2 separate regions of the Homo sapiens genome follow, and region 2 is linked to region 1. The links are chromatin contacts, found by Hi-C or POLR2A ChIA-PET in ENCODE. All regions are on one chromosome and are shown on one strand. The core of a region is the stretch at or near the end of the contact, and the rest is flanking DNA. Distances in the headings are between cores, read along the strand shown.

Region 1 (4,525 bases), core at 1,158-3,657:
AATGGAAAAAATTAGAGAAACAAGAGCAAATCAACCCCAAAGCTAGCAGATGGCAAGAAATAACCAAAATCAGAGCTGAACTGAAGAAAGTCAAGACATGAAAATTCATTCAAAAGATCAACAAGTCCAGTAGTTGGTTTTTTGAAAACAGTAATAAGATAGGTAGGCTGCTAGCTAGGCTAATGAAGAAAAGGAAGATAAGACCAAAATAAACACAATTAGAAATGACAAAGGGGATGTTAGCACTGATGCCACAAAAATAAAAATAACCATCAGAAACTACTACAAACAGCTCCATGCACACAAACTAGAAAACCTAAAAGAGATGGATAAATTCCTGGACACATACACCCTCCCAAGACTGAACCAGGAAGAAATTGATTCCCTGAACAGAACAATAATGAGCTCCAAAATTGAATCAGTAATAAATAGCCTACTAACCAACAAAAGCCCAGGACCAGATAGATTCACAGCTGAATTCCACCAGATGTACAAAGAAGAGCTATGACCATTCCTACTGAAACCGTTCAAAAAAACTGAGGAGGAGGGTCTCCTCTCCAATTCATTCTATGAGGTCAGCATCATCCTGATACCAAAACCTGGCAGAGACACAAAAACAACAAAAAACTTCAGGCCAATATCCTTGATGAACACTGATGCAAAAATCCTTTACAAAATACTTGCAAACCAAATCCAGCAGCACATAAAAAAGCCAATCCATCGTGATCAAGTAGGCTTTATCCCCAGAATGTAAGCTTGGTTCAACATACATAAATCAATAAATGTGATTCATCACATAAATATAACTAAAGAGAAAACCCACATGATTATCTCAATAGATGCAGAAAAGGATTTTGATAAAATTTACCATCCTTTATATTGAAAACTCTCAATAAACTAGGTACTGAAGGAATATATCTCAAAATAATAAGAGACAGCTATGACAAGTCCACAGCCAACATCATACTAAATGGGCAAAAGCTGGAAGCATTCCCCTTGAAAACTGGCACAAGATAAGGATGCCCTCTTTCACCACTCCTATTCAACATAGTATTGGAAGCCCTGGTCAGAGCAATCAGGCAAGAGAAAGAAATAAAGGGCATCCAGATAGGAAGAGAGGAAATCAAACGATCCCTGTTGGCAGATGACATGACTCTATGTCTAGAAAACCCCATAGTCTCAGCCCAAAAGCTCCTTCAGCTGATAATCAACTCCAGCAAAGTTTCAGGATATAAAATCAATGTACAAAAATCACTAGCATCCCTTTACACCAACAACAGCCAAGCCCAGAGGCAAATCAGGAACACAGTCCCATTCACAAATGCCACAAAAAGAATAAAATATGTAAGAATACAGCTAACCAGAGAGGTAAAGATCTCTACAATAAGAATTACAAAACACTGCTCAAAGAAATCAGAGATGACACAAATGAATGGAAAAACATCCCATGCTCATGGATTGGAAGAATCAATATCATTAAAATGGCCATACTGCCCAAAGTAATTTACAGATTCATTGCTATTCCTATCAAACTGCCAATGATATTCTTCACAGCACTATTAAAAAACTACTTCAAAAATTTATATATAACCAAAAAGGAGCCAGAATAGCCAAGGCAATCCTAAACAAAAAGAACAAAGCTGGAGACATCACATTACCTGGCTTCAAACTATACTTCAGGGCTACAGTAACAAAAACAGCATGGTACTGGTAAAAAAAAAAAAAAAAAAAGACACGTAGACCAGTGGAACAGAATAGAGAGCCCAGAAATAAGGCCACACACCTACAGACATCTGATTTTTAACAAAGCTGACAAAAACAAGCAATGGGAAAATAACTCCCTATTCAATAAATGGTGCTGGGGTAACTGGCTAGCCATATGTAGAAGATGGAAACTGGACCCCTTTCCTTACACCATATACAGAAATCAACTCAAGATGGATTAAAGACTTAAATGTAAAATCCAAAAGTACAAAAATCCTGGAAGACAACCTAGGTAACACCATCCTGGACATAGGAACGGGCAAAAATTTCATGAAGATGCCAAAAGCAATCTCAACAAAGGCAAAAATTGACAAATGGGATCTAATTAAACTTAAGAGCTTCTGGACAGAAAAAGAAACTCTCAAGGGAGTAAAGGGAAAACCTAGAGAACAGGAGAAAATATTTGCAAACTATGCACCTGAAAAAGGTCTAATATCCAGCATCTATGAGGAACTTAAACAAATTTACAAGAAAAAAAAAACCCCATTAAAAAATGGACAGGGGACACTAACACACTTTTCTAAAGAAGACATGCCTGTGGCCAACAAACATATGAAAAAAAGCTCAATATCACTGATCGTTAGAGAAATGCAAATCAAAACCACAATGAAAAATCATCTCACACCAGCCAGAATGGCTTCCTAAAAAGTCAAAAAATAACAGATGCTGGCAAGGTTGCAGAGAAAAGAGAACACTAACAGCTGGTGGGACTGTAAATTAGTTCATCCACTGTAGAAAGCAGTATGGTGATTCTCAAAGAGCTAAAAGCAGAACTAACTTTCAACCCAGCAATCCTACTACTGGCGATATACCTAGAGGAATATAAATCATTCTACCCTAAAGACACATGCACATGAATGTTCATTGCAGCACTATTCACAGTAGCAAAGACATGGAATCACCTATATGACCATCAATGACACATTGGATGAAGAATATGTGGTACATATACACCATGGAATACTGTTTAGCCATAAGAAAGAATGAGGTAATATCTTTTACAGGAACATGAATGGAGCTGGAGGCCGTTATTCTTAGAAAACTAACACAGGAACAGAAAACCAAATACCACATGTTCACAGTTATAAGTGGGAGCTAAGTGATGAGAACTCATGGACACAAAGAAGAGAGCAACAGACACTGGGGCCTACTTGAGGGAGAAGAGTGGGAGGAGGGAGAGGAGCAGGAAATACTAAGAATTGGGTACTAGGGTTAGTACCTAGGTGACAAAATAATCTGCATGACAAACCACTGTTTACATATACAAGAAACTTGCACATGTACCCCTGAACCTAAAATAAAAGTTAAAAATTAATTAATTGAAATAAAAATGTTCTGAAAACAGAGAGAGAGAGAGAGACTCAAAGACACAGTTTTCCTCCCTTTGATCATGTGCCTTGAAGACTGATTAAGACATAGACAGGTGCCCAGGCAAAATCAGGAGTGGGGTGGACCACATTCATGGATAGGAATTTGCACAGCTTTCTCCAAAATGATCATTTTGTCACATGGACTGTAGGTCAAAACCAATTCGTTATGTGGGCAATGGAATTTATCTCACCTTGGGTTTCTCCCCAGCCAGTGATGAAACATTCGGTCCGGTCAGCGACCACATAATTTGGGGATGGCAGACAAGCTGGGATTACTTTGTCAGTGATGACGGCAGGACTGAAAGAAAAGCATCAGCAGTTATGTTTGACTGCTCTGCTCGCAGCTGCAGTACCCACAACCAGTCATCCCTGTCTTGAGGCCCCAGAGCCCTCTGAACTGGCACTGCCTTGCTTCACTGACACAGAGCAACGTAGAACACAGAGTTTCACCCTCACATTTGCCTGTGGTTGTCTATGGACTATGCAGATGTAAGGTTTCATTTGAAAGGCATCAGTTGCATGCAAGATACTGCTGGTGGCCTTCACCTTTGAAAGTAGGGATGACAAAGGCGCACTTCTCATGTATATTCTGTGCACAACTGGAATCTCATGCTGAGTGTGTCCTTTTACATTAATCGAATAGGGCATTGATCAGTGCATGGAATGTCTGACTGAGATGCCACCAAGAGGCTGTAAAATTGCAAATGTGTTGTGTGCCCAGAGCAACTTGCTCCATCCTTGGATCCTCCATTTCCTCCTCAGTGAATGTTACTACGCCATAGTTGTAAGAATCCAGTAAAATACTTGATACCAAATGAAAGAGGATTGGAAATAAGCCTTTTGCTTGAACAAAATGGTATTTGTTTTCAAAGAACATTCATATACTTTAGAGTCCCAGGGACTCTCAAACATTAGAACTCCGGTTTTTAGACCTGATTCTACTTTAGTAAGTTCAAGAGGATAAAGGATTGGAAATAAGAAATGCCCTATTCTGATCAAGAAACATCATCGTCACCAACTTTGAAGCAGGCACACTTTCTGCTTCTGAGCATCATCAGAAGGCCCAGCCTGTCATGCAGACGTCCTCACTCTACAGGTTCCCTGGTGGAGCACTAAATGCCCTAGACTCGGGGTGTGGGGATGTGGGGTGGGAACTCTAAACTCGAAATGTATCAGCCTATCAGAGAACTCCTCCAAAACCCAAAATTTCCAAATTACTTGTTCAAGCCATCAGAACACCCCAGCTCTCTGAGGATCATGAGGAACGGGGACCTTCTATTTGCACATTTGCTGGGATGGCGGGGAGGACACTGGGGAGCAGGAGGGAGATCAGCTACTGTTTATAAAGGCTGAGCTGGAAAGGCTCTTCTCTCCTTCTAGAGTGTCAGAGC
Region 2 (4,525 bases), core at 914-3,413, 2.9 Mb before region 1:
TTTTCATGGCTTAAAACCTGCAGGCCATTCCAGTCACAAATTTATTAGGGATTAACTAGAGAGTTTTATTGAACTATCAGGGACAATAGCCCAAAGCCTAGACTTGGAGTTTACAGCACATGTTTTGCCTACTCCTGAGGGTTCACACTGTGCATTGGTTCCACCAAAGCCATTTACATTTCTCCCTTCTCCTTCCCTTCCTCTGCAAGGGAGGCTTCTTTGCAACCCAGGTGGCCATGGCCCATAACCCTGGCCAATAAGATGGAGGGTGCAAGTCCAAGAGGAAAGATTACCTTCTCCCAAAACCATACAGAGGCTCTATGCTCTTTGATTTCCTTTGCCCTTGTGCAAAAATCACTAGCTATGTCAGATCTACCAGTAGGATTTATTGTTTTGATTTGTTTGTTTGTTTAAAAAAATCCTAACTGCTGAAGTAATCAAAACTAAGAAAATGGTCACAAAAGTGTCCAAGAAAACCAGAGGTATTGCCTTCCTGGTTCCAGAAAGCATTTCCATTTTGAGGCAGCAAAATTAATATCTTAATTCTCAAAATTATAAGACAAAAAATTCTGGAAGGAATTACTCAAACTAAAAGAATCTAGAATGCAAAATCAATAATCCCTGTGGCATAGCTATCACTTTCCTACAAATATTTCTGGCTTTCCTTCTGGGAATAAGATGGGCTTGTGCTTCCTTGCCCCTCCAACATGAGATATCACGGTCGTTTGTTACAGCAAAATAACCAGTCTGACTGCTACCCAATGCTAACAAACAAACTCTGGAAAATGCAGGGACATTGAGTTGGAGAAAATGATCTTTGAAAAGCCCTGAAAAGCGGGGCACGGTGGCTCATGCTTGTAACCTCAGCACTTTGGGAGGCCGAGGCGGGCGGATCACGAGGTCAGGAGATCGAGACCACAGTGAAACCCCATCTCTACTAAAAATACTAAAAATTAGCCAGGCATGGTGGTGGGTGCCTGTAGTCCCAGCTACTCGGAGAGGCTGAGGCAGGAGAATGGCGTGAACCCGGGAGGCGGGGCTTGCAGTGAGCCAAGATCACACCACTGCACTCCAGCCTGGGCGACAGAGCGAGACTCTGTCTCAAAAAAAAAAAAAAAAAAAAAAAAAGAAAAGAAAGGCACTGGAATGTTATCAAGATCACCCAGTGACTCCGATGTGCAAGAAAGCTTAGAAACCATCCAATCAAAGTCTTTTTTTCTTAATTCAAAAAAAAAACACTCTTTTTATGGGCATAAAAGTATTTATTTCAAAGAGGTCAGAAAGCAATGGCTGGCCATGCCAGAAAAGGAAGCTAAGACGGCTAGGATCTAACTAGGAGGGTAAGTTGCAACCTGTTCATACTGCCCAGATGGAAAGGGGACTCCTATAATATCAGCTTCATACATCCACTGTCTGTAACTTCCGTTACCTAATACCATCTCCGTCAGCCTTTCAGCCAAGTATGGTAGCATCTTTCTCGAATATTTATAAATTGCCTACAAGCACTGAAATTGCTGTTAGAAACTATACATCTTCAAACATGCACACTCCATTCTGTTCTCTCCAGACTCTGTTCTCCCCAGAATCCTGCTAATTTCTCTACAGTTTCAAGTCTCAGTCAGGGCTTCAGAAGGTTGAGGAACAGGCTACCCTCTGCAGTCAAGTTTGTCCTGGCTACGAAGTCCTGCCCCACCTGCAATCTGCCTCTGCCCTCGTGCAGTTGTGACAGACTGGAAAGCGCATTGTATTGAATTACCCTTTCTAGAAAAGAGCCAAGTAAGAAATTAGTTATTCATAAGTTCTTTGTGCATGATTTGCCACAGAAATAACATGAACTATTTTTGTAGGGCTTTGACAAACCTGACTAGGCTTAGCCCAACCTGGAATAGTCCCTGGGGAGCCTGCGAAAAACAAGCCACATGAGCTGTCCTGATGCTAGCTTCTGAGGGCCCTGACCCCCAGATCTCTATCCTCCCCCTCACCCTGCTTCTCATCCCCACCCCCTGCAGTCCTTCCTCTCAGGCTTTTGCAGTTACTCAAGATACTGTGCACGTAGCAGAGCAATCAGATGCTTTCTCTCAGATGGCTTGGCTAATGGCCACTTCCTGTGGTTGTCAAATGAAAAAAGAAGAACTAGCACATCCCCAATGACTTATTGTATCACTTCCCGTATCTGACTATCTGGCAGCCAGCATAATTTAACATCACTCGTAAATTAAGAGCCTCTTGCGAGGGTGCCACAGCTGAGCCCACCACCCCGTTTTGCTGATTAGAAAGAAACCGTGCCAGGACTTCCATTATGAATAGTCATTTCCTAAAATGTAACTCCAACAACACTGACATCTAATCATATATTAAATGAATGAATAGGGGTTCCATATCCACCCTGTGGACCTCTGAGCTCATTCTGAAGATTAAAGTGACTTCCTTTAACGTTCTCCCCACTAGCACCGTGCCCGTAAGGCCAGATTTCACCGCGACCGCCCCTTGCACCCCCCAACCAGCCCTCCAGCCCCCAGGTTATCCCCCACACTTTTCCCTGTCTCTTGGCTTTGCTCCGTTTCCCTTCCCTTCATGGCCTGGCCTGTGAGAAGAGTCAAGGTGAGCTCAAGCGAGGACCCTCATTCTGCCCCAACACCTCAGGCCCCTTTCTTGTTGAGAGTGGACAGCTCCATCAGGCACTTGGTGCCAAATGGAAGCAATGGAACTCGGTGCTGGCTCTCCATGTCCAGCCAGCGCTGGCTGCAAGCAGCAGAGACAAGCAGGGGCAGAAATCATAAGCAGACCCCTAGGGCTGCGTGTCCTCCCCTGGGCAGGCACACAGTGGGGCGTGCTAAGCAGCTTCGTAGGTAGTGGCTGCGCCGCATCTTGTTGACCTTAGCAGAGAATCCCATTCTCTGCTAGGCTTTCCAGCCAGGCTGGAAAAGCCTAGCTCATACTTGAGGAAAAAGACCTCCTTGATGCCATATAGGTGGTTTTGCATGTGCGTTCGTTCTGTTCTCTTGCTTTTTTCAGTGTGGGATTGTGAATGAGCACTGGAGCTGGGTCCAATGGCCCAATTTGCACACTGGCTTTGTTTGGTGCAGAGCGTGGCCACGGCCTCAGCAGCCCTATTGGAAGTGAGCTGTGTTTGGGTAAATCATGACCTCTCTGAGCCTTGGGTTTCCCTCTGTAAAATCGCAACCACACTCTACTGAGCCTTGATCTATGTTCAGGACTGTGAAAAATCAATGAGACAACACATATGAAAATACTCTGGGAAATGGAAATTTATAGCTGTCATTTTGCTAAAACTTATAAGAATAGATTAGCCCAGTTCTAGTAATAACTTCATCATTTATGAGTTGTGTGTCTTTAAACATGATATTTAAACTTCCTCAACCACAGGAACTTCATACAACTCATGGCTCCTTCCTAAGTTTGCTGTGAAAACTAAAATGAGTTGATATAAAATACATACCACAGTACTTGGCAGAGAACGTGAGCTCGGTAAATGACAACTGCTTTTATTTGTTATTGTTAGTATTTTTATTATCTGAAGAGGACAAAGAAGATAAAAAGCTTGTCCAAAAAAAAAATGAGATGCCATTTTTATATTTTATGAGTCTCGAAAAGATCAGGGACGTGGTTTCTAAAATGACTTTGATTCAAAAATAAAGACCAGTGTTTGATAGCTTCAGAATATTGTCTAACGGATTTGGGAACTCTGAAAAAAAAATATGAGAACAGCTGACACACTGCAGCTTAAATATAATCAGTCACTGAAATTGCTCTGCAATTTGTTTCAGTGTTTTCCTGTGGATTTCTTTTTTTAACCCTACATGTGTCCTAAATATATAATTATATGGCAGAGTATAATAGCTCATTTGGAATTATTGAGGTCCATTATATAATCCAGTAGGACCATGGGGCGGGGCCTGGAGGGGGTGGTTTTTCACTTGATGAGCACCACACATGCACTGGAGTAGAAGCTAATAGATGGTCTTAGCCCCAATTATCTTCTTCCCCAGGCCAGTCTCCCAAAAGACAGGGAGCACACTTTTCTGCCCTACAACCAAATTGTTTTAAATTGCTGTTGTGCATTTGCTTGAGAGGTCAAAATTTTTACAGAGATGTAAAATTCCTGAAGGGCAGAGAATAAGTGTGTACGTGTGTATATGTATGTCTCTGTATGTCTGTGTGTCTGTATGTGACTCTGTGTATAACAGTGTGTGTGTGTGTATATGAGTGTTTCTGGGTGTGTGTGTGTGTGTGAGTGACTGTGTATTAGTGTATGTCTATGAGTGTGTATGTGTCTCTGGGTGTGTGTCTGTATTTAACTGTGCCTGTCTGTGTGTCTGAGTGTGACTGTATATGACTCTGTGTGTGTGTGTGTGTGTGTGTGTATGTATGAGTGTTTCTGGGTGTATGTCTATATGTGACTGTGTCTGTGTGTCTGTGTATCTGTGTGAGTGTGACTCTGTGTGTGTGACTCTGTGTGTGTGTGTGTGTGTATGAGTGTTTCTGGGTGTATGTCTGTATGTGA

Evidence for each region. A loop is a pair of places that touch in the nucleus more often than their neighbours do. ChIA-PET counts read pairs that join two places held with the same protein, here RNA polymerase II (POLR2A). Pooled maps may share reads with other maps.
Region 2: a loop to region 1 is called in a map with no recorded cell type, with 8 times the contacts of the local background. The contact joins two enhancer-like sites. A Hi-C loop is called at or near these places in 1 of 37 single-sample maps with no recorded cell type and 2 of 50 pooled maps. POLR2A ChIA-PET finds 5 or more read pairs at or near these places in 1 of 52 experiments (OCI-LY7).

The regions. Positions count from the first base shown.
Region 1 is chr6:160,740,218-160,744,742 of GRCh38, reverse strand. It overlaps PLG (plasminogen), which reads right to left. Exons shown (of 19, transcript NM_000301.5): 17 at 3,326-3,432. Among named protein-coding and RNA genes, the nearest start is that of PLG, 40 kb to the right of the region's middle. RefSeq lists an enhancer at 2,316-2,385. Within about 2 kb of position 2,407, at least 2 of the 41 ENCODE cell types and tissues checked have a DNase peak (open chromatin) inside an H3K27ac peak, as active enhancers do; they include OCI-LY7, where a contact is called at or near this core.
Region 2 is chr6:163,665,454-163,669,978 of GRCh38, reverse strand. The region is part of intron 1 of LOC102724152 (a long non-coding RNA gene); the gene reads left to right. Among named protein-coding and RNA genes, the nearest start is that of QKI, 250 kb to the right of the region's middle. Within about 2 kb of position 2,163, at least 6 of the 41 ENCODE cell types and tissues checked have a DNase peak (open chromatin) inside an H3K27ac peak, as active enhancers do; they include OCI-LY7, where a contact is called at or near this core.